2 separate regions of the Mus musculus genome follow, and region 1 is linked to region 2. The links are chromatin loops, found by intact Hi-C in ENCODE. Cell type or tissue: left cerebral cortex. All regions are shown on one strand. Links, peaks and the distances in the headings refer to the core of each region. The heading gives the core; the rest is flanking DNA.

Region 1 (14,871 bases), core at 2,316-10,315, 83 kb before region 2:
TCCAAAGGAAGAACATAAAGTAAAATGTACAAACAGGCCTTCTGTCTAGCAACTGTCACCCTAGGCTCACACCCCGCCTAGCTCTACTCCAGGGCGGAAACTGCATCCCGCTGTCCCTTCTGCACGGCCATGCAGGACTCTGCACTGACCTATCAGTGGACCAGTCCCTCAGTGGCATTATTAAGAAGTGGGAACAGCACAGCATAGAAGAAGGAAGTGGTCCTGAGAGTGTTCTATCCTGGGGGCTCTGACCCCATCACCATTCCCTCTGTGCTAAAGATCTGCTTCTGACACATACTCTCTCCATCATGGTGTGTTGTCCAAGGACATGAGGCCAAGTGACATAGATTGAACAATGATTTGTAACTGTAGTTCTAGGAGACATGACGCCTTCTTCTTGCCTCAGGGTCCTGCAGTCATGTATACACACATGCAGACACACATACCTACATATGATTTAAAAATAATAAAGATAAAGCTTAATATAAAAGCACACACACATATATCCACCCCCCCATCTTAGGTAGCGTTTCATTGCTGCAAAGAGATTGGGTGACCAAAGCAACTCTTACAAAGACAAACATTTAATTGGGACTGGCTTACAGTTTCAGAGATTCTGTCCACTATCATTATGGCAGAAAGCATGACAGCATCTAGGCAGACATGGTGCTGGAGGAGCTGAGAGTTCCACAACTCGATTCAAATGCAGCCGGATGTGTGTGTGTGTGTGTGTGTGTGTGTGTGTGTGTGTGTGTGTGTGTGTGTGTGTGTGATTCTCTTCTCATTGGGCAGAGTTTGAACACTAGGAGACCTTAAAGCCTGTGTACACAGTGACACACTTCCTCCAACAAGGCCATACCTCCTAATAGTGCCACTTCCTATGAGCCAAGCATATTCAAATCACCCCCCCCCACAGACACACACACACAGTGCAGATTATACAACTTTTCAAGATAAACCTAAAAACTTAGATTATTTATTTTATATGTATGAGTGTTTCATCGCATGTGTATATGTGTGTCACCTTCCTGCCTGGTGCCCGAGGACGTGAGAAAAGGAATCAGATCCCTGGGAATTGGGGCTACAGGTGACTGTGAGCTGCTGCTGTGTGCGTGCTGGGAATGGAGCCCAGGTACTGTATAAAAGCAGTAAGTGTGCTTGACTGCTAAGCTATCTCTCCAGCATCCTCTAGATGAGAAAAGGTTGAAAGCATGCTGACCGGGATGACTAGCAAGTAGATACAAGTGACCTCACAGTATGTGTTTGAAGCAAAAGAAAACATTCGGCTGTTGAGGAAACACTCAAACTGACTAGGATTTTAAAAAATGCACCCAATGCAGCATTAAAGTAAAAACTACTTAGGAAAAAAAAAAAAAAGGATTTCCATTCTATGAGCAATTTGAAATAAAAACTTCAGAATCGTAGGAGTGACTCTACCATAATTTTCTGTAATAAAACATCTATTATAACAGATATAGCAATACAATAAAAGTCCCATTGTTCCAGAGACTGTATCATAACTGAAACAGGATAATTATAGAAATACTTGTGTGGGAATTGCATGTTCAACAGAACCATTGAAACCCATTGTTCTCAGACTAAATAAGTCTTCCAGTGTGAGACTCTCCCGCACCCTGAGAGGAAGGCAAGGTGGATTTTTTTTTTTTAAATCTTTTATGGCATTGTAATCTTCCAAAGTCCCCTCAGGGCCATCTGTGACACATTCCTCAGGGCTCATCCAGAAGTCATCTCTACACTGTATTTGGAAAGCTAAAATTCATGAGTGGGGTTTGAAGTGGGTCTAATTCTTTTTACATTTTTTTTAAATTACTACTTGAATGTGGTATTGCACGATTTTAATCCCACTACTTGGGGGGAAGAAGCAGAAGGATTGCCACAAATTCAAAGCCACTGTGGTCTATGTAGTGAGTTCTAGGCCAGCCAAGGCTACATAGTGAGACCCTGCCACAACTCCACCAAACAAAAACAAATTTACTAGCATATATGTATTGTATGGAGAGCTAGGTTTCATGTCATTTTGTTCAAATATGTCATACACTTGGACCACATTCACCACATTATCCTCTCTGGCGCCTATGATGTTCTGGTTCCTTGTCCCAAATAGCAAGTGTCCTTTCTACTTTCCTAGAATATGGTTCTTATTTTAAATTTAAATTTTATTTTATGTAAATGGAAGTTTTGCCTGAATGTATGTCTGTGTACTATTTGTGTTCCTGGTATCCACAGAGATCAGAAGAGGGCGTCAGATTTCCCTGGAACTAGAGTTATAGTGAGCTGGGCAGTGTTGGCGCACGCCTTTAATCCCAGCACTGGGGAGGCAGAGGCAGGCACATTCCTGAGTTCGAGGCCAGCCTGGTCTACAGAGTGAGTTCCAGGACAACCATGGCTACACAGAGAAACCCTACCTCAAAAACAACAACAATAACAAACAACCAAACAAAAGATTTCTAGAGTTAAAGTGAGCTGCCATGTGAGTGCTGAAAGTCTAAGCTCTGGAAGAGCAACTAGTGCTCCTAGCTGCTGAGCCATCTCCTCATGCCTGTGTGTTTCATCTCTGTGAGACATTATCTTGCTATGTAGCTCATGGTGGCCTCAACTTTGTAATGATCCTCTTGCCTCAGCCTCTCAAATACCCGGCAGTAGGCAGCTTTAGGGTGCAACAGAGCTCTGTCCAGTTCATTTGTAAATTCTCCCGTAGAATCCTCAGGATGCCTTGTAAACCCTGGTCACTGCCAGTGTGCTGGTTCAGCCAGTGTCCTGTTCTTAGTGGACAGCACACCTTTTGTCTCCCCTCGTCTTTAATCTTCACAATATGCTCAGGTTGTTGAGAGCCTGGGCTCCTGTGCTCATTTTGTATGAGGACAGTAAGGGAGGGTTGGGAGCCTGCCTAGGGCTTTGTCTGGAAGCTGTGTTTGCACTTGAGTAAGTTGGCACTTGAAAGGCTGGGGGCCTGGGAGATTCAGCAGTGAGGAAGCCTGAGGGAGTTGTGGCTCTACAGGGCCGGAATGACAATAATCCTGGCAGTGATGACCGTTCATGGAATGCCCCAGCAAACATGCAGACTGGAACGAGATGTGATAACCGTCTACCGAAATCCGAAGAATGAACTAACCTTCATCAGAGTGACAGAGCCCAACACGAGGTTGTCGTCAGTCTCCAAACATCTTGGCTCTGACGGACGGCACTTTCAGAGTAGAGATCTCTCAAGACTGAAGTGTTGGTGGTCCTCATGGACACACCAAGCTTGACTTAGGCCTGGCCTGAGGGTTCTGTGTGTGTTGTGCCATGGAGTGGGCATGCATCTCTCGGGCAGGTGCTCAGAGGTAGTGCTCACAGCTGGCATTCAGCAAGTGCCTGATGTTATGGGTTTGTCCTAGCTGCTTTTTTGATGCTTTGATAAAACATCATGCATGACCAAGGAAGCTTATAAAAGAGAAGGTTTAATTGGGCTTCCAATCTCAAGGTTAGAGGTTATGGTGGCAGAGTGAGAGGCAGGGTGGCAGGTGACTGGAGCAGCAGCTAGAGGCTCATGTCTTTTTTTTTTTAAGATTATTTATGTATTATATGTAACTGTAGCTGTCTTTAGACACACCAGAAGAGGGCATTACGGATGGTTGTGAGCCACCATGTGTTTGCTGGGATTTGAATGTAGGACCTTTGGAAGAGCAGTCAGTGTTCTTACCCGCTGATCATCTCTCCAGCCCCTTGTGTCTTTTTAAAAATTATTGTCATAGTTTGAATATGCTTGGCCCAGGGAGTGGCACTATTTGGAAGTGTGGCCTTGTCAGAGTAGGTGTGTCACTGTGGGCGCGGACTTTTACACCCTAGTCCTAGCTACCCCGAAGCCAGTATTCTGCTAGCAGCCTTCAGATGAAGATATAGAACTCTCAGCTCCTGCACCATGCCTTCCTGGATTCTGCCATGTTCCTGCCTTGAGGATAATGGACTGAACCTCTGGACCTGTAAACCAGCCCCAATTACATGTCCTTTATAAGACTTGCCTTGGTCATGGTGTCTGCTCACAGCAGTGAAACCCTAAGACACTTATTTTTATTAATTTTTAAGTGTGTTTGTGCACACAGATGCAGTTGTCAGTGGAGGCCAGAGATATCAGAGCCCTTTGAAGCTGGAGTTAAAGGTGGTAGTGAAATGAACGTGGATGCTGGAACTGAACTCAGGTCCTCTAGAAAAGGAGGAAGTAGTCCTAACCACTGAGCCTTTTCTCCAGCCTCAGAGAGCTTATATTTTGGTCCACAGACAGGAAGCAGAGAGCACACTGGGTATGTCATCAGTCTTTTAAAACCTCAAAATCCACCCCCAGTGACACACTTCCATCAACAAGGTCACTTCTCAAAACAGTTCTACCAACTGGGGACCAGATAGTCAAACATATGAGCCTATGTGGGCTAATCTCATTTGACCACCAGGTTGAATTGTTATTGTCCCGAAAAGACTTGGAGTCCTAACTCTGTCACTGTGTATCTAACTGTCTTAGTTAGGGATTCCTTGCAGCTAGAAGACTGTCCTCCCCTCCCCCGCCCCCACCACACATCCATGCAGCAATAGAGAAGATTAACACTGTAAGCCAAGGGTTATCGAAGACTGGTAACTTTACCAGAAGCTAAGAGAGACAGAAAGGAATCTTTCCTACAGGCTCAGGGGAGTGTCAGGGGAGTCCCTTCAAGTTGCTGTAACAACATAGCAAGGATAGGGAATTTGAGCTACTGAACCAATTTCTTTGGAGACAAGGAAGTCCAAAATTAAGATACCAGCAGGTTTCAGGTCTAGTGTAGCTAAGCACTTCATAGATGGAGGAAGGGGACAATAAGCTCCCTTGGGCTTCTTATATGAGGCCACTAGTCACCTCCCAAAGGTCCACTACTAAAGACTTTCAGTGTGTGAACTTGGGGATAGGAAGGAAGAAAGTTGAGGGAGGGTCTCCATCTGCAGCCTAGGCTGGCCTCAAACCCTGATGGATTTGCTTGTTTGTTTGAGACAAGGTTTCACTATGTAGCCTGGGTCAGCTAGAATTCTCTTTGTAACCAGGCTGGCTCCAAACTCATGAGATTTGTTTGTTTCTGTCTCCCAAGTGCTTCGATTAAAGGTGTACACCCCTGCACCTGGTAGCTAGCCTCAAATTGTTGAGCTTTCTGCCTCAGAAGGAGCTCTATCTGAGTAACAGGATTGTGGATGTACACACACCTACTGTGCACCTCTTTCACAGACGGCCTCAGCCGCTACTGGCTGTCTAGGAACACTTCTAGGTGTCAGGGTGATAATTTTAGGGCTTTATTCATCGTCGGTGTGGATGTCTTATAGCCTAGTCTCTATTCTCCACTGAACTTTCCTGTTCCCATCATTGCTACATACTTCTGATATTTAGGCAAAGGAGAAAACAAGCGAGTCCGGTTCTCGACCTTGCCACCAGAGGGCGCTGCCCGCGGGGGACATTGAAGCGCCTCACCTCATAGCTCCACAGAGAGCAAGGAGCTAATCTATTCTTAGCCTCAGTTAACTTTGGCTCTTGAAAGTCACCCAAACTCGGGCAAAAGCTCCTACTCGAAAACGCACAGACTTTTCCACTCCAGCCAGGAGAATCTTGATGTTAAAAGGGGTTCGAGGCCTTCTAAGAAGACAGAAAAGAAGAAATAATATGGCCCTGCACAGATCATCTGTATGCCCGCAGCAGCTCTCCACCCCCACCTGGCAGATCGCGCTAGGGGCCACTTGGACCTAGACTGGAGTTCGCTCGCCACACTCTCTATTTGGGTGGCATTGGCTAGCCCAGTCCCTCTGTATCTAGTTTGTCACTGACAACCGTGCGTACTCAAGACTTTGCTCAGGGTTAAAGTTCAGTATTGGGAGAGATACCAGATTTGGCATATTTTCAGGCCAGCCCTAGAGTCCTTGGGACCAGGGGGCGGGGACTGCTCCCTAGGCCTCTCTGGATTTTTCTGTTACTCTGCTCTCTTTCTGAGTGGCTCCCTTTGCCCTGCAAGTGGAGTGGGCTCTGTTCTGGTCTTAGGAGGTCTGAAAGCTATACCAGCCCCTGCGCGTCCCACGCAGGCCCCAGCGTTAATTAACCAGCAGTCGCTCCTGACAGCCAAGCCCCTCTATCATCTCCCAGGTCCAGGACCCTGTGGGAGAAAGGGTCCGGCAAGTCACAGACCCAGCCAGCGCAAAGGGCGATCGAGGAGAACCTTCCAGGAACCGTCCCAGATCCTAAACGTGAGGTTGGGCACTGAGTGGGGTGGCCAGGCGGAGAGGAAGTGGGGGCAGCGGGTCCTCGCGACACAGAGTCCCCTCCCAGATGCTCCCCATTTCCGCAGGCACAGAGCTTCCTAGCCTGGGTCTTGGTGTCAGTCAATCAGACGCTGGGGCGCGGAAGGGACGCCTCGCCCCGCCATCAAGATCTTTCCCCAGGCCTGTCCCATCTTGAGGACCCAGACTCATGGGGACCCAGAGCTCGGCGACCCGGAAGGCCGGCGGAGCCGGAAGGTGGGAGGGCGGAGCCAGGGTGGCGGTGGCCTGTGAACGCCTCTCTGGAGCTGGCAGAGCAGAGCCGGCCTCAGTGCCTTGGCGGTCCCAGACTCCAGCTCGGTAAAGGTGCGCGCGGGGAAGCCGGGGTCTGCGAAGCCGGTCGGGGACCCTACGGTGTCAGGCCCAGTGCTAGAGCTGTTCATCTCAATGCAAAGGACCTGAGACACTGAAGGCCTAAGCTGCAGCGCCGAGGTTGGAGTAGTCAGCAGCTCCGTGCGCTTCCAGCCGCAACCTGGATGCTTGGGAGTGCGCGTGCGCGGTGCGGTGTCTTCCCACAGTTTATGCCTTCTGCCTAGCGGACTGCTGTGCTTGGCCCAGAGAGGGAGGAAATCTGGGCTCTAGCTTAGGGATGGCCAGGAATGAATGTCAGGGGATCAAAGGGCCAGATTAATTGGAGCTGTTGTTGAAAAACGTTCTTCTATGACTAAGTAGATAAGGTGCATGCATGGCCGGGTGCAGAGGGCACGGTGCTGCTGAGTGATGGGTGTCAGTTAACTCTGCGAGCTATGTAGCGAACCTACCACTGACCACTTCTGATCTTTCAAGAGAAATTAGGAAGATCTAAGATATATGTAAGATTGTATTATTGCTGTTAGTTTGAGACTGGGTCTCACTATGTAACCTTCACTGGTCTTGATCTGGGAGTCCTACCATAGCCTCCCCCATGCTGGGGTTATGGGAGGGAGCCAGCACACCCTCGATATCTTCTTATTTTTAAATACCAACAATCAAGTAAGTAAACAACTTAGTAGGCTGGAAGAACAGGGTGATGAACTTCACAGAGGACAGAGTACAACTGGGGAATTCCAGACAGGGGAGCAAATATTGCTATTTGGCCAAAGACCTGTTTTCCACTCAGTTTCTGTTTGTTTCTCCCTGCAGCCTCCCCTTACCCACCCCCTACCCCTGACACATTTCCTCCCTCTACTCTGGGGATTTGAATCCCAGCTTCGTCTAAGATTGCTATAAAGAACATGGAGCCCCCTGTTACTCTGAGGCCTCCTCCTCTGTTCCTCACAACTTGATTGGACTCAGGTCAGGCTGCTGTCCAAAGGTTTGAGTTTTTCACCTCCTCTGTGTATGGGAGCCCTGCTGTCATCTTCCCTCCAGTCTGGGTGACTATAGGACATCAGGGCTCCCAGTTAGCTTTTGTCTTCCCTATGGCTGGCAGATGGACTTCCGGTGAACAGGACCTGTTTTGAGGACAGCATTATTGAAGTCGTTCTGCTCCCGTGGGAAGGTCCTGTCTTCTGCGCCCCCCATCTCTTCCTCGCAGACAGACAGAGGTGGCCCCTGGAAAGAGGAGAATGGGGCGTGTTACCTTTCAATTTCTTGAGCCTGAAGAATTCAGAAAGTGAAAGCTTTCACATAGACTCCAGGTCCCAAACCTTTCTTTCACCACAAAAGCCTGTTGCTGCCATAACTTCTGGAATTACTCTTCAGGAAACCTAGGCCAGCCTTGCCTTGCCTTGGAGACTGCAGAAGCCCAGCTGGGGCGGAACCTTTCTTGCCCGGCTCTCCTGCCCCCTGACACTTGCTAAGGAGCCTGGCTTGTCTTCTGGCAAAGGCTTGTCTGGGCGTGGTAGAGATTGAGAATGGCATGTGCATGTTGGAACCTTTTCTTTTCTGCTCCATGGGCTTTGACTTAATGTTATTCAGAGCAAATCTGGAGGTAGATAATTCTTTGAGTAGGTAATCAGGGGTAAGATGGGTGAGTCCAGTACTCATTCCCAGCTCCCTCCCCCCACCCTGCCCACACTTTTACATTCTGTAGTTTCGGCTACTCACAGCCAAGTAGTAAGTGAAAAAAAAATTCAGAAATGAACAGTTCATGAGTTTGAAATGCTATGCAAGTTTTAAGTCATGGGCTGTTCTATATGGTTAGAAATTTCATTCTGAGTAGTAGTAGTAGTAGTGATGAGCTCAAGTAACCTCGTTTTATTTAACAATGGCCCCAAAGCTTAGGAGTTACAAGGTCAAGAAACCAGAGCAAAAAGGCTGGCTGGACGGATTGACCGTACTTTCAAGCATCTGCTGGAGTCTCCCTGTGTGTTCCTTATGGATGAGGGGGCAGCTGTGTGCATCTCTGTCCTAACTCCTTCACATGCCTTGTCTTGTTAGGAAGCCACCTTTTTGAGAGTGCAGATTCTTATTCTGTGATTTGGACTGGTGCCTGTGCTGGTGCTGAAGCTGGCCCTCAGAACCAGAATGTCACAGGCCTTGTGCTTCCGAGTATGGGTGGTGTCCTGCAGTCCTCTGAGACCTGGGCTGCACCTGAACAACAACAACAACAAAAAACCCAAAAGCTGGCTGTGCACCAAAGCTAAACTAGGAAGTGCTTAGCTACTTTACAGATTGGGGGTGGGGTATTAGTCTTTTGAAAGGAAGGTATTCATCTAAAGTTTGTCAGCATGGATAAGGAAGTCAGAGATGATGGTGCACACCTACAGTACTGGGAACCCCATACAGAAGGTCCATGAGTTCCAGGTTAGCCTGGGTTACATAGTAAGTAAAGAAATCTCAAAAGGGGATGGGGGTGACAAAATTGGACATTTCCAGGACTAGAGCACAACATACAATGTCCAGAAGTTTTTTTTTTAAGATTTATTTATGTATATGACACTGTTGCTGTCTTCAGACACACTAGAAGAGGGCATCAAATCCCATTACAGGTGGTTGGTTGTGAGCCACCATGGGGTTGCTGAGAATTGAACTCAGGACCTCTGGAAGAGCAGTCAATGCTCTGAACTACTGAGTCATCTCTCCAGTCCCCCAGAAGTTCTTTAAAATAGCCCTTGTGACAGTATGGTGGCTCCGTGGGTTCCTTATAAGGGCCCAGAACTCCCAGAGTCTCAGAGACAATTTTACATGAAGAGATTTGGATTCTGCGGAGTTCTTGGGTATCAAGAAAAACCAAGCAAAGCCCAGGAGAATGTCAGCCTGTTGATGGTAGCCTGGGACTCCCTCAGGAAGTTCCCTCAGCTGACTAAGGCCTCAGCCTCCTGGGAGCAGGAAGCGTCTCTTGGAAGTGTCACATCTGCTGCTTTTTCTCAGCAGCCTTATGAGGTGGCCTCTCAGCGTGTGGTCTCTCCTTACCTACTACTCCCTCTGTGGGGCACAGTCCACCTCACCTATGGCAATGCCTCTATCCCTCACTTCCCAGCCAGCAAGGCAATGCGTCCTGATCCTAGCAAACTGCTCGTAGGCTCACTGTTCTTCAGGGCTGCCTGTGGTTTCCTGTATCTTGCAAGCCCATGGTTTCCTGTATCTTGCAAGCCCCCGGGTGGCTCTTGTTTTGAGACATGGTCTCTTGCTCTGTAGGGCAGGCAAGCCAGATCTCACTGTGTAGCCCAGGCTGGCCTCAGACTCATCTGACCTTTCTTCTACTTCCTGAGTGCCAAAATTGGGCCTATGAGCCACCATGCCAAGCAGCCAGCCTCTGGAGATCTTTCAGTTATTTTGTTCTATGATTGTTTCATCTCGGTAGTTTATACTGTTCCTGGTTTTCTTTATTATTAATTAACTAAGTAATCATTATTCTTTTTATCTTGGTAGAGAGTCTAGCTATCTAACCCAGGCTCTCCACGGGCTCATAATCCTCCTGCTTTAGCTTCCCAAGTACTGAGTATTGCCTTGTGGTACCATGCCTAGCTCTTGTCTCTGCCTGTAATGTCCCAACAGGGTCCACAGTGCAGAGTCAATCACTCTGCATCCCTCTTGCTCATCCTTTACAAGGACCTAGCCTATAAATGGTCTCTCTTCATCTTTCTTTTCTTTTCTTTTCTTTTCTTTTCTTTTCTTTTCTTTTCTTTTCTTTTCTTTTCTTTTCTAAGTATTGTTCATGCCAAACATATTGTCTCCCATGTAGAATTGTACTTTCAGCCCCATTTTCACTCCATATTAAAGCTAAGTATCTGACTATTGGCTTCAGGCTCAGCAGGCAAGTGCCAGTGTGGCTCAGAATCTTGTCCTTTCCCCACTTTCTTGCTTGGCTCAGATACCTTGTCACATCAAGAGGCCATCTGGATTTGGCTTTTCCTGTTCCTGACAGCCTTTATACATTGAAGGTTTCGTGAGCCACTTTGGAAGTGTGTTTGTGTGAGAGGTCAGGTTAGCTTGGTAGGAGCAAGTGAAGCCTGTGGCTGAGGCTGTTTCCTCATTTGTCAGAAGTCTGAAGTTAATCAGAAGGCAGAAAAGACCTTTCATCCACTCGGCTGCTTCCTTCCGTAGCTTGTTAGCTCATGCCCAGGCTCTTGGCTTCAGAGAAGCACAGAGGGCTGCGTGCCTCTCTGGCATGCACATGGCCAAGCAATTCTTCCCAGAAGATGGGAGCTCCTTCTAAAATGCTATAAAGTGTTACATTGGGTTAAAATACTCATAAGTGTATTAAAAAAATCTTCCTTTCAGCTATAAGGTATAGTGGTAGTATCTCTCCTATTATCCCAGCACTCAAAAACCTGAGAGAAAATGATTATGAGTCCAGACTGGTCTGGAATATGTAGCAAGACTTTATCTCAAAAAACAAATGCAAACATGCACCGAAGAGATGACTCTGAAGTTAAGAAAACTGGCTATCGTTCCAGAGGACCTAGGTTCAATTCCCAGCACCCACATGGTATCTCACAATGGTTTGTAACTCTAGTCTAGTGGGTCTCTGCCTTCTGAGGGCACAGACACATATGCAGCAGGACACATGTATACTTTTTTTTTTAAGTACACAAAATGAGCAAACACCAAAGCCCACCTATCTATCTCTCTGAATCATCTCCTAGGGTCTGCTGAGATGCCCATCATGGTAGATGACATCATGAGGCTTCTGTGCTCCATTTCCCAGGAGAGGAAGATGAAGGCGGCCGTCAAGCACTCTGGAAAGGGTGCCATGGTTGCGGGGGCAATGGCCTTCGTCGGTGGCTTGGTTGGTGGCCCACCAGGAATAGCTGTTGGTGAGTGAGGGTGATTTTACAGGTACAGCCAGCCTTGGGGCTATCATAAAAGCTCAAGGGTCAGGCCTGTCATCCCTGCACTTGGGATCCAGGAACATGGGAAGTTCAAGGATAGCCTGAGCTACAAAGTGTGTTTCAGGCCTCCAGCATGGTTGGGGTTTTGGGAACACATGGGAGAATGACCTGGTAAGTACGAATGGTGCCAGTCACATGGCCTGCCTGGTCCTGTTTGTATGGTATGCCCCATCTGCTTCTGAGCTTCTGAGCTTTTGTGTAATGCAGAATTCTCTTGGCCTTGGTGTTTGTATCTCTCAGAGCCTGCAGGCACCTTTCCTCCAATGCCAGGAACCCTTTCCTGGAATTCTTCTGCCCTTTCTCTAGAGATATATCTATCCTTGAGTCTAAAAGTACTGGGTGTCTGGGTCCCGAGAAGGGACCCAGAGAAGAAGCTAAGCCCGCCAACTTCCTTCCTTGAGTGTGGCTGTGTCTTTATGTGCCTTTTCCTGCTGTGAGAGAACACCATGACCAAAGGCAGCTTGGGGTCGGAAGGGTTTATTTCAGCATGAAGGAGAGACAGGGCAGGAACTCAGGGCAGGAGCCTAGAGGCAGGCGCTGAAGCAGAGACCACGGACTGCTGCTTCCCGCTTCTCTTGGCTCAGTGTGCTTGCTTTCTCCTCTGATGGACTGTTCAGCACAGTATGGTTAGCATCCCCACATAGGCTGGGCACCTGCCACGTGCAGCTGGGCAGTTCTTCACTGACTGCTGTGGTTTCCAGTCCCCATATCCTAGCAGGCTGGGCAGAGGGGGGCTCTTTTGTGCTGAGGCTGGTTTCAGTTTCCCAGGTTGCCGACACCCCTTCCCGCTTACTCTGTACTTCCCTTCAGTGGCAGTGTTGACATCTGAGAAGGTTGCATTAAACGAAAGCTACATTTCATAGAAACGGAAGAACACACACAGATGGCCCAGACAGGAGCTCAGACATCAACTTCCTCCCACGACAGGAGAAGACAGCCCACATCTCGTTTCCTTAGAGTTGCCTTCACCTTCCACTCCTACCTAAGTGTCCTGGGGACGCTTGGCTGGGGCTGTTGTATCATATGGCTATGTCCTGTCCTGTTTCTGTTGTGGCAGCCCATATTTTATTCAGGTTGAGCAAGAACAGAGTCTGTCTGGACTTGCTGCCTCTGGCCCCTGGTCACGGTGGGTGCTTCATTTTCTTTAAAAGACACATAGCTTCTCCTTTCTCCAAAGGTCTAGTAGCAACTTGTGCATCGATGTCCTGATATCCCCACTGCATTAAGTACTCTTGTAAATCAAATATTGATGTTCTGTATGGAGGTAGTACAGATGCTTGCCGTACAGTCAGGTCAAGAGGTTCACTGGTATCAGGAGGAATAGTGCAGTCAGACTTGTATGAACATCCCTTCCTGGGATGCCTCTTTCCCTTAGAGACCAAATCTAGCTGCCCATTTGTAGGGAGCTGTCTGCTTCCAGAGCCACACTGCTTGGGTGTCAGTCTCTGTCTCCTGAGTCCAGCCTACAAGTGGGTTCTCCCTGACATAAGCTGGGTGGTCTGTTTACTTAATGAAACATTTATAAAGTGAGTATTTTTATTTTATATGCATGGGTGTTTTACCTGCGTGTCCATTAACTATATGCATGCAATACTCACAGAGGCCAGAAGAGGGCGTCAGGTTGTTTGGAACTGGAGTTAAGGATGGTTGTGAGCCACCCTGTGGGTGCTAGGAATCAAACAGTAGCCCTCAGCAAGAGCAGCCAGTGCCCTGCTCTTAACCACTGAGCCTACTCTCCAGCCCCACCTACCGTTTTTGAGCGATGATCTCTATGAATGTCAGACTGGTCTGAAACTATGTATCCCAGATTGATGTTCCTTAATGAGGTGGTACAGATGCTTGCAGTATGGTCAGATCAAGAGGTTCACTGGTGTTAGGAAGACAAAACTGAGTTCCTCATGCCTCAGCCGCCAGAGTGCTGGAATTACAATCATGGTGTCCCAGTATTAAAAGAAGCGAAGAGGAGGGCATCTCCGGGGAGTCCACAAAGAAGCAGTGATCATGGGGCTGGTGAGATGGCTCAGTGGGTAAGAGCACCCGACTGCTCTTCCGAAGGTCCTGAGTTCAAATCCCAGCAACCACATGGTGGCTCATAACCATCCATAACAAGATCTGACTCCCTCTTCTGGTGCGTCTGAAGACAGCTACAGTGTATTTACATATAATAAATGAATAAATCTTTAAAAAAAAAAAAAAAAAAAAAGAAGCAGTGATCATGCGCAGTGCTATCTGTTCCCGGACCATCCAAGAGCAGCTTTCCCTTGGGACCGGAAGCTGTGCTCCCAGGGCTCTCCGGGTCTCCCACAGCGCACTGCCATCCCGGCTGCTGGCTCTGAAACACCAGGGGAGCAGGATTTGGCTCAGTCGCCCCCTGCGTCCTCCACTCCAACACACACCTGCCCCCTCCTGCCAAGGCTAACTTCCCATTTAGCCACAGCCTGTCCTGCTGCGCACCTCCCTTAGACACACTGCTCTCTGCGTGCCCTGTTTTGCTGGTCCCTTCTGCTCTGCTGTTCCTGGCTTCCCCTTAGAGGGTCCTGGGAGCATTCTTTGGCCCTAAGGGGCCCCGTCTCAGAAATTCTGACAAGCGCCATAGGCTGACCTGGCAGCAGAAAGTGTGGTCAGTGCAGTGGATGCTTAGATCCCAGCTTGTCCTTCACCTCCCCACCCCCAAACTGTCAGATGGGCTTCTCAGTTATTCTGCCCCACCTTACCCAGATCCTGCACGAGACTGGCTAAGCCTCTTGGACTACAGTAAATAGGAAAGATGCTGACCCGCCCACCTTGTTGTCACCTGGGGCCTGATGCAGTGACGTAACCACCTATCTCCTAAGTGAGGTTCTATTTCTCTGGCTTCCACCTAAGGCAGACAGGATGCTAACTTGCCTCCCGACTTCCACTCTAGGCCGTTCCCTTCCTCCAGGAGGCGCTAAGGAGCTAGCATTGCTCTCCTTTTGCTCCTCCCTGCCGCACACCCTCAGGGTTCTGGTTCCATCTTTTCCTCTGTTCACAGAGAACCACTGGACAATCGTGTTGATTTTTGGTCGATGTTCAATCTTAGACACCACTATTGTTGCTACTACCAGCACCAAATGGTCACCCCCCCCCACCCCGTTTTGCCTGCACTCTCCTCCCCAACAACATTTTAGGGGAAGGGGGGCTGGGGCGCAGTAGGCTGGTTTTTGGACTACCTCACACCAGGGAGGATGGGGCCCTGCCCCTTGGATGCTGTAGCAGAGTGAGGAGGGGTGCCCACTTTAATGGGGAAAGTGTGTAGGAAAACCTTTTCCCC
Region 2 (14,871 bases), core at 2,421-10,420:
GCCGGTAGAACTAGGAGTGAGGACTTTGGCTGCTGACAATGGCAAGACTCTGGATACTGTGGCCACGTGCCCTAAGTTAAAGCCCATAAAATTCAGGAAAACAGGAGTTTGAAGTGTAGCAGTTAGATTGAGCTGGCTGGTGGCCTAAGGATATGATACACCAGAGGAACTCCAGAGAACCCCAGACTGTTGTCTGCTGATTGGAGTCGGGGCTGGATACTGACACCTTCCTGGTCATCTTTTTCTAATTAGGAACATTCTATAGCTGTTATTGTACTGTGCACTAAGACTCCTCAAATTCCTATGTTGAAGTCCTAACCTCCAGTATGACTATGTTTGGAGATAGGATCTTTAAGAGACAAATTGCTCATAGGGCAAGATGTTAATTCGACGGACCAGTATCATTTAGATATACTAGAGCGTCCCTTTCTTGAGGATAGACCATATGAAGAGTGAGAGGTGGCTGCTGACCAGTCAGGAGGTGTTAGCAGAAACTAACTTTGACAGCAGTGAGCCCTTTTTGAGGTGCCAACTGCTCTTCCCATTGGTTTCTATCAGACCCTCCCTGGCACCCATGTTTCTATAGTGCATGGTTTACATTCAACAGAGCTCGTTATTGTTTCTACCATAGTCCTGTTCCTTGGAGACAGAGTCACAAGTGACAAGTACCATACCACCCTCCATGAAGCTCTGAACTGTAAGGATTTGGCTAGCCATACTCTATGTAGTCTCATGTGCAACTTCATCAGTAGTGCTTGGGAAGATGTTGTGGACCTTGGTCCCCTGGGGGAGGTTAGTGATACAACAGTAGCACATCCTAGACAAGGCAAAAAGCGCAGAGACAGTGTGACAGGGGAGCATCACATTGTCTTCCCTGAGAACATCCTTAGCTAGTCAATGGAAACTTGAGTTGGGGCTGGCCCCAGCAAGTTTTCTGGGACATAACTATGCAACATAGTGTGCCTTTTTCATCTCAGAGGGTGTGGATGAATAGTTCTGCTCGATGTTATAGCACACATGCGGTTTCACTCAGGTACAACAGTAGTCACTGGACACAGAAGATGGTGTTCCTTGTAAGGAACATATACATACTTGATTCTAGTCTTTCACATTCTTGTGGGTATCCTGCTGGGAAGCCCATGTCCCTGAGCCAGCCTTTCTGGTTCAGATCTCAGCTTTCCTTGGGTAAAGTCAATGAGACCTGAGTAATGCTCACTTTCAGGGTGAGAGCCCATGTGTGCCCTCCACCAGGGAAACAGGGGTCAGGTGGGTCTGGGGAGTGCCATGAGGAATGTCTTGATGATGTAGATAGAACTGGGGTCCAGAGAGTGGTAGAACAGGTCCAGACTGTGGTACTTGGGGGTGCTGGTTAGTTAGAATTCCCATTGCTGTGAAGATTTACCATTCTAATAAAGGAAAACATTTAATTGGAGGCTGGCTTAGAGTTTCAGAGGTTTAGTCTGTTATCATTGTGGGAAGCACAGCACCATTTAAACAGTCATGGTGCTGGAGAAGCTGAGAGTTGGACATTTTGATCTGGAGGCAGCCTGGAGGAGACTGCATTCCAGACCATGCAAAGCTTGATCACATACCTGAGACTTCAAAGCCCACCTCTCCAGTGTCACATCTCCTCCAACAAGGCCAGAGTTCCTTAAGAGTGGCACTCCCTATGGGTCAAGCATTCACACACGAGTCTACATGGGGCCATACTTATTCAAACCACTGTAGGTGGTTCTGGGAGTAAGCATTCTATTTTTCTGTCATATGAAGAATGTTAGCCTTACTCATTTCTCTTCCACTCAGTGTGATCTGAGTCGGAGCCATCCAGGAAGTGACCCCACCAGCACCACCGCCTCCCTGTGAGTGGTTACATGTGTTGCCAGGAGAATTTCTGAGTTGGCTGGCAGACATTTGCTTCTTACAAGCAAGGGGCAAGTGATTCCTGTGAACCAGGTTTCAACTACAAGGCTTTCATGATACCAGCCTGGAGTGCTGGCCCAGTTCCAATGGTACTGGCAGATCTGGCCCTCTGCCCCATTCTGACTACTGTAGCCAAATCTGAGCCATCTAGCAAGCTCACGACGCCTGTGTGTGAGAGCAGCAAAGTGTAGGCAGCTCAGGGTTTGGAGCTGAGATGACTTCCAGTCAGATCTGATGTTTCATACCGTGAAAGCAATCGGAGACGGGAGGTGGCCATGGGGTGAGGGAGCCACAACCCCCCCTTCCTTTCAACCCAGCAGAAGTACAGGAATTTGAAGCCATTTATGCCCGTGGTCTGGTTTTATTATTATTTCAATAGCTGATTTTGTTAGAATGTTCAGGATACACAGAGAAGTAGGAAAGGCAGAGCCTAAATGCCCCCTTCTTCAGATGACCCAAGGTTAATCCTGGTGTGTTTCTGCTAGTCTTTCCTCCCTGTGGAACTAAAGCTAACTTAAGGTCACCTAACAGTACAAATATTTACCCCTAGCTTTCTCCCGAGTTGTTCGATGCTCTTCAGCCCCTCTGTTTTCCCTGGACTACAGACGGGCTACAGCCAGAGGCTCTTCAAGAAAAAGTGAGTATTTAGGGAGTTTCCAGTTCTTCAGTGTCAGGGACATCTGTCTCCAGTGGCAGAGTTCACAGGTCAATTGATCCCTTTGCTTTGAACTTCTTGGCAGACCGCTCACTTGCCCGAAGCTGGAATTTGCTTCCATAAATGTAGGAAATGAAGTCATCAATTTCTATGGTGAACACACAATTCAGCTTGGGGATGACTGAAGGGAAAAAAAAAAGAGGGGGAAAAAAGGATGAGAAGCAACATGGGGAGTGCATTCATTTTTGTGTGGAGCATTATTCATACATACTTGTATTCAAGTGAGTTGGACAGGTGTGGTGGCACACACTTTAATACGAGCACCTAGGAGACAAAGCCAGGCAGCAGGCAGATTTCTGAGTTCAAGGGCAGCCTGGTCTACATAGCACGTTCCAAGCTAGCCAAGGCTAGATAGTGAGAATGTCTAAAAAAAGTCTATAGGAATGAGGAGATCAAGCCAGAAATACCAAGGGAGACATGGGCCATTTGACTCAGTCTAAATGTAACTCAATGCCTAATTACAGGTTCTGGGGTGAATGACTCAACTCCCACGACCGAAGGCTCCCAGGCCCACCACCAGGTAGGGTTTTCCATACAATTTTGCACAGGTTCTTAGATGTGTGCTCATGAGGAAACTTCTATACCACTTCCTTAGACTTACAGTGCAAGCAGAACATCATGGAAAAACAATGAAGCAGGGCTCTGGGGGTAAGCCAGGGGCAGAGCGCAGGATTAGTAGACAGAGGTCCTGGGTTTAATTTCCAGAATCAACAGATAAAGGAATGAGTACAAACCCTCCATCTGTTGTTTGAATCTCTGGATATGTGGGTAAGGTCAGGTACAGAGACCCCAAAAGATCCAGAGTACCTGCTGGAACTTGCTAAAACTCAAGAGAACTAGGGTGCAGTTCTCAGAACTCCAGGTATAGGTTGCTTTGGTTTCTCCTGCCTTTCTTTTAGTTACTCATTTGAGAGGTGGTGACTTTGGTAGGTAGAGATCCAAGAAACAACCAAGCAGTTCTTCTGTCCTGTTCATGGACAGGCTGCAGGCTGTGTTCATAGATGTCTCCTGGGAGAGCCACATAGGCAGCGACCTCACTCACATCATAGTAAGCACTTGCAACCTGTTTGACTCCACAGGAAAGCAAACCTGGAAGGGAGATATAGTGGCATCTGATACCCTGGGGACACAGCACTCACCTTTTAGGTGGTCTTCTCTGGTGATGATCTTAAAGACATGTTTGGTCTCCTGCAGAAGGATTCCTGTAACTCCCACATAGGAGGGGCACTTGGATTTCGTGACTGCAAAGGAGAAAGGCAACTGACTGTAAGGACTGGGTGGTGCTGGCAGTCATTGCCAAGCCTCAGAGACAGGAAGATGGGCTTTTCTAAGCTGAGGAAGAAAGTGCTCAGAAGATAGTGGCTCTTGGGCAGTGACCCAGCTAGCAAGAGCCCAGGCTTCCTAGCCCCTTGTCCTGTGCTTCATGATCTCTTGGCTATTCTTGGGTGTCCTTTAGTTTTGGGCAGGGTTCTGGAGCCGAGAGGTAATACACAGAACCAACAAGTCCAGTGTACTGCTGTTGGAGCAAACACCATGGGCAGGGCATCTATCATTTACTTTTGGGTCTCCTGAACTTTGTCTGGAATGTAGTCCTTCTATAGAGTTGCCTAGCAATGGCATGAGCCACCTCATAGGCAGGCCCCTTTCCGCTTCCGTGTAGTCAGCATTCACAGAAGAAACTATGTGCCCAGTGAGCTAGGAGGGTGCTGGGGCAGGACACTGAATGAGATGGTTTGTATTCTGCTCCTGTGGAGCTGAAGCTGTGGTAGAGGACAATGTATAGTAAAACACGGGCAATTCTAATTCTTGATACTGATAATGGCTACAAGGAAAATAAGAACAGAATGGGGGTGGAAGAAGAAACTTTAGTGCTAGTAGACTCTCAGAAGTGACATCAGGAAAGGGGACCGAGGTACATGCATATGCAGAACCCCTTGGTTGAATGAAGGACTCAAGCAAAGACAACTGGTGTGCAAGCTACAAAGTGGCCAAAGGACACCGAAGCTGCTAGAGGCCTAGAACGGGTAACGTAAACAGCAGTCTGAAGTCTGACTGCAGCCTTCATTCTGGGTATTTAACCTTGTAGTGTATGTGGGAATAAAACAGTATGTGACCTGGGCAGGGTGTGGGGAGGCCAGAGAAAGTAGTCGCAGCACCTTGAGGGAGTGGGTCAGATTTGGGAGCTAGGTGTGTTAATGTCCTTGAGGTAGAGGATTGGGGAAAGAGGTAATTTGTATGTACTTCCTAGTTTCTAGCCTGGACAAGCTGTGCTATTCTAGGAGATGAGGCAAGCAGATCAGAGACAGCTGACCTCAGGGGACCAACGGCTTGGTGTTGGATAGCTAATCTGAGGTAGCTCTTGGATGTCCATCCAGGCAGCTTTGGGTGTCATGGGGTGAAGGAGTCGTGGGAAAAGTCTGCACTGGCGGTGACCCCTTGGAAACCATGATGGGAGGGAATCTGGGCCCAAGAGAATCGGCTAGAGCCTCGATTCCAACAGTGTGAGCAGATGGCACCAAGAGAGCACTTAGTGTGTGTTTAACAAGGAACCAGGATGGGTTAGATCACAACTATCTCAGATCCTCACTGCTTGTGACTTGGAGATAGTTCAGGGATGCCAAGTGACAGATGACAGGCTGAATGCTGTGACACACACTTCACTTACACTGAGTAACAATCTCCAGATGACTATATGCATTCATAGAAATTACCTGAAATAATAGCACCATGAAGATCTGCCTTTAGGAGCTTGGCCTGAATCATCTGTGGCTGCCTAGGAGGTGAAGAGCCCACAGAGAAGAGTCGGTAACAAGCCAGTAACAGTAACTGCAAACACAAACACAACCCCACAGCCTGCTGGTTTCTCAGAGCATCTCTAATGCTCTCCAGGCTTGGCATCTGCTCCCATGGCTTCCACGGCTTCAGAACTAAAACTCACGTGTCCGGCTTGAGCCCATTGCACAGGTCCCGGATGTACTGTTTCCAGAGTTCATGGAGAGGGAGGAACAGGCTGTATCTGTAAAGAAGCCAGAAGCATGAGCTCGGCGTTTACAGCGCGCAGCACACAGAGCTGGGCTCCAGGCTGAGGATGAGCGTAAGGGAGCACCGGAGACTGTGTGGGAGGCCAAGGCTCTCCAAAGTGCCAAGTAACTCCCCAACCTGCTACTCGAACTCAATTTCTTCCCTGGTAGAACCTCTTCAAGGCTAAATATCTGCTCTCAAAAAGGTGGTCCTTCACCTAGATGCCCACCCTCCTGGCCAGACATACGATGGTGGAGCCCCTGGCTCAGACCCCCAGCTGAAGGTGGCGATGCACCATCAGCCATAATGACCCAGGTGCTGTTCATCCACATTCCTTTTCCCAAGACAAATGAGCAAAGGAACATTAGTCTTCTTAGCCCACACTTCCAGGAGGTTAAACTTAATAGTCCTTGGGAGGAGCAATCCCTTCTGTAAGGTGACAGGACTGTGTAGAAGGCGAGAGTAGAGCCCGGAAGCTTTCCTCTGGGGTGATTATCATATGTCTTGGTGCACAGGGTTAGGCAGTCAAGAACAATGGCTCAAATCAGAAACAAGCACTTCCTTCAAGGAACCCAGAGAGGCAGATCCTTGGCAAAGTGACACTGTCATGCCATCTGGGACATAGAAAGATATGTGGCTAAAGTGCATTATACAAAGCCAGTAAACAGTAACTGCAAACACAAACTCAGAACTATATCAAGAAAGACATCCTCCCACAAGACAGTGATGTATTCCTTTCAGAAATGTCTGAAATGAGTAGGTGGGACCGTTCCTTGGCAGTAACCTCTGAGTGGGTGATACTGTCTAGTTATGTTCAAAGCTACAGGAAAGTACACATTAAGGCATATCAGTTCCTCTTTTCTAGAAAGCTGAAAGCAAACAGCCTGTTGCCATGGAAAACAGACTCACTTATTATTAGTGAGGCTAGGACAGAAGCTAAGTGATGAGAACCCTCAGTCTCACCAATGCCTGCCCCTCAGAGGCCAAGCACAGGCACAAGGAAATTGGAAGGGGGAGGCTGCCCTCTTGTGGCAAGAAGTACCTGAGCATGAGTATGTAGGGATGTCCAGTGAGGCCCCCCCCCCCCCCAGTCCTTGAACCCTGACAAAGATGACAAGGCAAGGTTGGATGGTAAGACCATTAGGAAAGATGGGCATACCTCTGTTGCTCTGGTTTAATGTCAAAGAGCCGCATGTCTCTCCTCTGTTTGGCAGAGAGGCCTTTGGATTTCTTCTTTGGCCTTGGCCTTGGCTTTAGGCGAGTGAAATATTCCAAGATCACGGCCTTGCGCTGCAGATGGCTCTCACAGTCTTCTTGGCTCATGTGAGGTATGCTCTGCTTCAGGAAGGCCCGCACAAAGGCCTCAGCCCGCTGGCTTCCCAGCTCCTGCTCGGAGACATAGTGGTGTTGTTCACGGTTCTTGTGCCCACAGACCCCAGGGCCCTCATACCCTGTTCCAGAAAGCCACTATCTTTGCTGATCCATCTCTCTATCCACTGAGGCTCACAAATCTCTTGCCAAGTGTTTGCTACGCACAACTGCCAAGATGTAAAAGAAACACTCATACACTAATTGTGACAGTGTCCCACACTGCAGCCAGGTCAAACAATGACTTCCTGTCCTGCTTCTTGAGGATCCTCTACTGAGGATTCAAAACTTTTTGTAATTTAGTACTTCTCTAATCCTTGTGGGGAAGGAAGTTTGAGACATGGATGATAGAGGTTAATCAGTCATGACTACAAGGCCAGCTTAAAGGGGAAGGGAGCTGGGGTTCTTAGGAAAACGAGCCAGTCTAGCACTAGGGGAAACTGCCTGTGGTTTCCAGGAAAGTCACGTCCTTTGAGGGGGCATTCTGACAGTGAGCTTCACAGTCCTCTTTAATCGCTTTTCCTCTGGAGTTAGGGCAGCAACAGTCTATTCCTCACTGGGCAACAGGTACCTCACTTGGCCTTCATCACCTGAAACCCTGTTACCTGAGGACCAACCTCTTCCCCGGGCCATTGGCTGGGCTCTTTTTTGCACTAACTGCACAGTAAGGCCAAGTCTGGGCTAACTGCCAGCTTTAGGTTAACGTATGAATGCTGACTTCTACCCTCTCTATGGTAAAGCAAGGGAGTGAAAATACAGAATACACAACCTTCAAGGTACTTGAAGGTAGGGATGGCTAAACAATCCATCATTGATATGACGACAGTTTGGTTCTTTTAAATATACATGTGGTCTCTCTTTCACTGGGAATTAAAAATTAAAGGTTAACTGGCCTTTTAAAATCTTGACTTCAAGGCTATGTTCTCTTTAGGAGCCACAGGTGAAGCTGTTGCCCAAATGACAAAGCACCATGAAACATCCAGACAGAACTTGTAACATCCACTTAGGAAATGGGCTGAGCACTGACCAGGATACAGAAGCAAGAGCAAGACTGGCTTCAGGTGGGCACAGGCTGCCATTTCCTGCAGAGTGGGAGATGACGGGAAATCAAGGAGTCCAAGTCCCTCAGAGCTGACTCTGGTGCCCTAAGAACAGAGTCTGGCTCATGAAGACATCAGCACAAAAGATGTCTATGGGGCCTGATATTCAGAGTGTAAAGTCAAGGAGGAATCCATGGGAAAGGACAGCTAAGCCAGTCTTAGAAGATACTGAGCCAGCTTTGCCATCACCTCGACTGCTGGCCGCCCACCCCTGAAGACTGTACCTGCACATCGTGGTCCTTGGCTTCTTTATGAGAAAAGGCATGGTAGATGGCAGCTGGGGGAGGAAAGACAAACATATGGAGAGATGATTATTCCTGTTAGGAATGAGAATACTAGCCGGGGCTTTTCTAACTATGCTAAGAAGTACACTTATTCAGAGAAGGAAGACTGGGTTAGTAGAAAAAAGAAAAACGTTCTTGGTTGATCCCTTTTGCTTTACTCTGCAGTGCTGGGGGACTAACGCCAGGGGAGTGTAATGTATGCTAGGCAAGTGCTTCACTGTGGATACAGACCCCAGCCCTCTTATGTGTTACTCCTTCATTTTAAGATAAGGTCTTGCTTTGTATCCTAGGCTAGCTTCCAACCCACATCCTGTTTTAGGCTCCCAGGTGCTAGTTGCTGGGATTATACACATGAACCACCATAGATACTTCTTACTCTTCCCTCTTGCCAACTTTGTCCTAGAAATTCCCAAGATGTAGTTTTTTTAAAAAAGTACTCCTCAAGCCGGGCGTGGTGGCGCACACCTTTAATCCCAGCACTTGGGAGGCAGAGGCAGGAGGATTTCTGAGTTCGAGGCCAGCCTGGTCTACAAAGTGAGTTCCAGGACAGCCAGAGCTATACAGAGAAAACCCTGTCTCGAAAAAAACAAAAAACAAAACAAAACAAACAAACAAAAAAAACAAAACAAAATAAGAACTCCTCAAGGCTTAAAGAATCGCTGGGATCTTATTAAAACGGAGGGTTTTGGTTCCTACTCCAGACTCAGCATGTCCAAAAAAATTCCTCGCTGGGTCACATTTAGAGTTGATCTGATTTTAAACACCCAGGAGGTATAATTATACTTGGGCAGTGGCCCAGTAAGTCTAGTAAGTCTAGACACTAAAAGAGAGGAGATATTAACGGGTAGGCTGTATATGGTTGAAACACTACATTTTGCTGACTACTAAGAGAGGCTTAAAACAGATTTTTCACACTTTAAAATCTATAATGTATCCTGACCAGATAAAATACAATAGTCTTTTTCCAAACTCTACATACTATCTTCATGATGATGAAACCTCTTTAAACCTCCACAATCCTGTTTCTTATTTGTTTGGAGGCAATCATCATGGTGGCACTGGGGCAGAGACTACAGGAGTAAATGGGAAAAGGAAGGGCCCATGACCAGAAAGTGCAGTTCACACTACACCCTATACACTGCACTTCTGAGCTGGGTGTGGCGGCACACATGGTTGATCCATCCCATTACTTGAGAGGTAGAGGCCGAGCTGGTTCACACGGTGAGCTCCAGGCTAGTCAGGAGTACATAGCTGACTTTATCCCAACAGCAACAATAAGAAACAAACAAACAAACAAACAATCCATCTCTGTCTCCCTGAGTATATGCTTGACCCAAGCAAACAAACCAAGGTACCACAAGTTTTATATACAGAATCTAGCTCTCTCTTGAACAATGGATCAAGATTGAACTTTATTGTGATAAACATGCAGGGGCTGGAATCCCAGGAAGAACTTTGTTTTATTTACCCCAGATGCCTCGCATCAAAGTTGAAAGTCTTTCTGCAACATGCAGTAGGTGTGGGACACTCACAGCTTGTCAAGCGGTTGGTTGAGTGAGTGTGCATATATATTATCTTAATGTCATTAATCTTTCTAAGCAATTTTTAACAGTAGCTCTTCTTTGTTATGCACATAATAAAGTGGTAGCTGAGACACGCTAAGAAACTTGTTCTCAGACAAAAAGGGCATGAATCACCAAATCAGAGGCAATATCTTTACCTCTCTCCTCTAGTACTGCCCCAGTGCTTGGCTGCCCTTCTGGGCACAGCTCTTTTCGGCTCAAATTCCAAAGCCTTAGGTGTACGATACTGCCCCTCAGCAGCTTTTTACAGGGGCAAGGGTGAAAACCAGGTGGCAGAGGGGTGCAGGTCCTTGACAGAAGTTATACGGGAAGGTAGTAGCTAGGTCCGGTCAAGAACTTGGACCCATCTCTTCTAGTTCCCCCGAGAGGCCCCTGAGGAGAGCACACAAACTCGATCCTGACATTTATTCCTAGCTAAGAGACTGAGACGGCGGATTCAGACTCCGGGCCTCCATTTCTTTTGTGTACTAAGGTAATTCCCTGGAAGTTGCCTTAGGACTCTGTTGAGACAGGTATCCCTGATTCATTTCCCAAGCCAACTTCTAGTTCCGAGGTTCTATATTCCCACCCCGGCCCCGCTCCGCGTCCCTCATCCCACTTACCCTTCATTGTCGGCCAGCTTCCGGAGCTCTCTGGCGATGTCTCCTTCAGGCCTCACTCATTCCTTTCCTTTCTTCGCTTTGTTCAGCGGCTTTCTCCCGCCGGGACGCTGCTTTTTTGTTTAAAATTCCACTGGAAAAATCCGATAAGCCCAAGAGACAATTAACAAAGTGCACGGACTTGCTCCACCCTGCGTCAGGGGATGGCGACCAGATTTCGGATCGGGCGCCTCTCTGACGTCATTGACGCGACGGCATCTGTGTGCGTCCGTCACTGGCACAGGCTCTGTGGTTGAGAGAGGAGCGGATTTTGCGGGTCTGCTGTGGTGTTCAGTATGCAAGTGTCTGTAACTGGAGTAGTCGTGTTGGGGGGTCAGGATTAATGAAATGTAGCGAGAGCAAGCTGCCATAGAGAGGACGCGAGGGAGATTGGGGACGAGGGAGGGCACAAGTTGGCCGGGGATATCGGCGGTAACGACTGTGGGATTCCTTTTTTTTTTTTTTTAAGCAAGAGGCTTACAGTGTTGCCCTGGGTAATCTAGAATTTACTCCCGAGAATACTAGTCATATTTTGTACTGGTGGCCGGGGGTATTTAGTCCTGTTTCTGCTACTAAATACTTTTATGACCTCGTTCAAAGGTCTTTTTCCTATTAGTAAAGAAAAAGAGTAGGTTTATTTGCTATCGGATGCAAGAAGGTAGAGACGTGTAGTTAGTGTAGCTAGTATAACAAAAGTTACATTTTATTATGCAAACGGTCATTTCATAGGTTCACCCCCTAAATTCCTAACTACCTAAGCCTATCTCCCCAAGGCTACCCTCCTGTGTGACTTATCTTAGCTGAAGGTCAGGTCCAGTCTCCAACAGAAGTTTTTGATTGGAGTGTCAGATTACTCTCCAGCCGCAGGGCAGATGAAGGTGGCTTCTCTTCAGTTGTGCAGAGCAGAGCATTGCTCTTGGTGCCCACTAATACACTGTCCACTGGGTGTCATGGGGTTCTAGGACTGTGTCTAGTTGTCTTGAGTGATGTAACTGGGTTCTGGTTATCAGGTGCTGCCTTGGGTGTACTGGGGTTCCTTAATTAAACGTTTTACATGGGGTTCCTTAGTTAAACGTTTTACATGTCTAAAAGGCACCTATCTTCTTCTTCTTCTCTCTCTCTTTCTTTCTTTCTTTCTTTCTTTCTTTCTTTCTTTCTTTCTTTCTTTCTTTCTTCTCTTTCTTCTCTCTCTCTCTCTCTCTCTCTCTCTCTCTCTCTCTCTCTCTCTCTCTCTCTCTCTCTCCCTCCCTCCCTCCCTCCCTCCCTCCCTCCCTCCCTTCCTTTCTTTCCTGTGCTCATTGCATCTTACCCCATTGGTCTCAAAATGTTTGCTCTTTTAAAAAATTGATTCTTTTTCACTGAAGACAGTGTCCCAGACACTTGCTTTGTGGTCTAGGCTGAGCTTGAAAGTGCAACATTCCTGCCTGGCCTTCTGGAGCATTGGAATTTATAGTCTATCTTATTATATCCAGTCTAGAAGGCATTCTTCAGACTTGGAACATTAGTGTCTGTCATTATGATAAAAGACAAAAGTGATTCTCAAAGATCTGGGACACAAAGGCCCAGGCTAGCCTTTTCTCTAGACCAGTTATTAGGAGTCTTTTAATGGACCCTTTCAAATATCTAGCATAGCTTTGGGTATATGTCACTGTTCCCTGTGATTCTCAGATTACAGTAGGATGTGGTTTTTTTTTTTAATTTTTTATTTTTTTTCAGAGTAACAGTGACACCACAGATGGCATGCTTACTATTTTTTCTTTTTAAGAAGGAGAGATTCTAACTTTGTCATCCTCAGAAAACCGTATGAAAAAAGATACCTACTAGAGTTTTTGTGATTGTTGTTTATGATTGTAAAGTACTGGAGAGAGTAGTTGACAGTGATGGACGGAGCAAATGAAGTGTGTGCTGATTTATTTGGTCAATTAAGTTTATCACAAGAGTGCACAGTCAGCAGGCTGGGGCTGGAGGATAGAGAGGTTGAGGCCCTCTTAGCATACACATGGAGACCTTGTCTGAATAAGCAGACAAGTGAAGGGTTTCAAAAATTCAGAGTTACCTAGCAGAAGGGTGCCCAGAATCTCTGTATTTTAAAATTTTTAGTTTATGTTCATTGGTATTTTGCCTGCAGTTATGTCAATGTGAGGTGTCAAGAAGACCTGGAAGGGGAGTTACAGACAGGTGTGAACTGCCAAGTGGGTGCTGGGAGATAGAACACAGGTCCTCTGGGAGAGTAGCAGGTGCTCTTCCAGCCAAGTCCTTCCAGCCCCAAGAATCTATATTTTTTTTTAAAAGAGATTTCTTAAAAAGTACCTCTTCCTCTCTCCCCCTTCTCTCCCCCCCCCTCCTGTTTGTGTGTGTGTAATGAACTATCCATAGAGGTCAGAAGAGAACTCCATTGGACCCGAAGCTATTGGTAGTTTGGAGCCACCTAGTGTGGGAGCTGGAACCTTTGGAAATGCAACAAGCGCTCTTGATACCTGAACATCTTCCCAGTTCCCAGAATCTATTTTTTTAAAAATCATATCACTTTTTTCATTTATTTAGTTATTCACTTTACATCCTGTCTGCTGCTCCCCCTCTCCCTTCCCAGTCCCACCCCCATATATCCCTCCCCCATTACCCTGCCTCTCAGCAGAGGCAAAGCCCCTCCCCACCCCCTCCCCTGCCTGCCCTGGGACATCAAGCCACAGCAGGACTAAGTGTATTCTCTCCCACTAAGGCCCAGCCAGGCAATCCAGCTAAGGGATGGGGGGTGGGGGGGGGGTGGGTACGTCCAGTGGCAGGCATCAGATTCAGAGACAGCCTCCACTCCAGTTGCTAGGGGACCCATATGAAGACCAAGCTGCACAACTGCTACAAATGTGTAGGGGGCCTACATCCAGCCCCTGTGTGTTCTTTTGTTGGTTTAGTCTCTGTCAGTCCCCATGGGCCTAGGTTAGTTAACTCTGTTGGTATTTTTGTGGTGTCCTTGACCCCTCCAGCTTGCTCAAGCTCATTCACAACTTTCCCACAAGACTCCCTAAGCTCTGCCTGATGTTTGGCTGTGGGTTTCTACATCTGTTTTCATCCACTGATGAATGAAGTCTCTTAGGAAGCAGTTATGCTAGGTTCCTGTCCACAAGCATAGCAGAGTATCATTAATAATGTCAGGGGTTGGCTTTCTCCCATGGAATGGGTCTCAGGTGGAGCCAGCCAATGGCTGGCCATTCCCTCATTCTCTGCTCCATCTTTATCCCTGCACATCTTGTAGGTAGTACAAATTTTGGGTTCAAGGTTTTGTGATTGGATTGCAGTCCCCCTCCCTCCACTAGGAGTCCTGCCTGGCTACAGGATGTGGCCACTTCAGTCTCCCTATATCTCAGTGGTATGCCATGTCTCCGGCTACTCGTGCAGATGTCCCCCATCTATATCTGTTCTCTCTCCTGGCCTTCTCCTGCCCCATTCCCATATCTTATCCCCATCCCTGTTCCCCTGCACACTCCCCTCCTACCGAATCTCCTCCCTCTATCCACATCTGAATTCTATTTTAATTCCACTTTTGAATGAGACTCCACATCCTCCCTTGGGTCCTTCTTATTTCCAAGTTTCTCTGTTTCTGTGGATTTTAGCATGATTATCCTGTATTTTATGGCTAATGTTCACACGTGAGTACATACCATGTGTATCTTTCTGGCTCTGGGTTACCTCACTCAGGATGGTAGTTTCTAGTTCCATCCATTTACCTGCAACTTTCATGATGTCTTTGTTTTTAATAGCTGAGTAGTATTTCATTTTGTAAGTGTACCACATTTTCTCTATTCATTCTTCATTTGAGGGACATCTAGGTCATTCTCAGTGTCTGTATATTATGAATAAAGTTGCTATGAGCATAGGTGAGCAAGTGTCCCTGTGGTATAGTGGAGCATCTTTTGGGTATGTGCCCAGGAGTAGTATAGTTGGGTCTTGAGGTTAGAAGAAGTAAATTGGATTCCCAATTTACTGAGAAACCACCAAATTGATTTCCCAAGTGTTTGTGCTAGTTTTCACTCTCACCAGCAATGGATGAGTGTCCCCTTTGTTCTACATCCTCGACAGCATGTGTTGTCACTTGAGTCACAGTGATTTTGATTTGCAGCTAGATGACTAAGGACATTGAAAGTTTCTTTAAGTGCTTCTTGGCCATTAGAGATTTCTTAGTTGGGCTGGTGACATGGCTCAGTGGTTAAGAGCACTGACTGCTTTTCCAAAGATTCTGAGTTCAAA

The links. Peaks named below come from ENCODE experiments on the same cell type or tissue, not always from the same donor. Only the 100,000 strongest peaks of a DNase experiment are listed, where the experiment ranks them.
Region 1: a loop joins it to region 2, with 9 times the contacts of the local background. A loop is called at or near these places in 28 of 42 quality-filtered maps.

What each region holds. Positions count from the first base shown.
Region 1 is chr7:38,177,273-38,192,143 of GRCm38, forward strand. It overlaps 1600014C10Rik (RIKEN cDNA 1600014C10 gene), which reads left to right and starts at 6,515. Exons shown (of 4, transcript NM_028166.3): 1 at 6,515-6,627; 2 at 11,334-11,504. The coding sequence starts at 11,345. It overlaps D530033B14Rik (RIKEN cDNA D530033B14 gene), which reads right to left and starts at 6,510. Exons shown (of 1, transcript NR_165180.1): 1 at 5,300-6,510. In left cerebral cortex, for the core only: CTCF peaks have their summits at 5,447 (motif pointing right) and 6,855; DNase peaks (open chromatin) are centred at 5,474, 5,943, 6,572, 6,765 and 1 more place; H3K4me3 peaks cover 1,830 bases; H3K27ac peaks cover 1,793 bases.
Region 2 is chr7:38,260,554-38,275,424 of GRCm38, forward strand. It overlaps Pop4 (processing of precursor 4, ribonuclease P/MRP family, (S. cerevisiae)), which reads right to left and starts at 10,795. Exons shown (of 7, transcript NM_025390.4): 1 at 10,594-10,795; 2 at 8,349-8,401; 3 at 6,816-7,042; 4 at 5,574-5,651; 5 at 5,347-5,408; 6 at 3,775-3,876; 7 at 2,267-2,756. The coding sequence starts at 10,600. The coding sequence ends at 2,620. In left cerebral cortex, for the core only: CTCF peaks have their summits at 6,659 (motif pointing left) and 6,858; a DNase peak (open chromatin) is centred at 6,560; H3K4me3 peaks cover 674 bases; H3K27ac peaks cover 149 bases.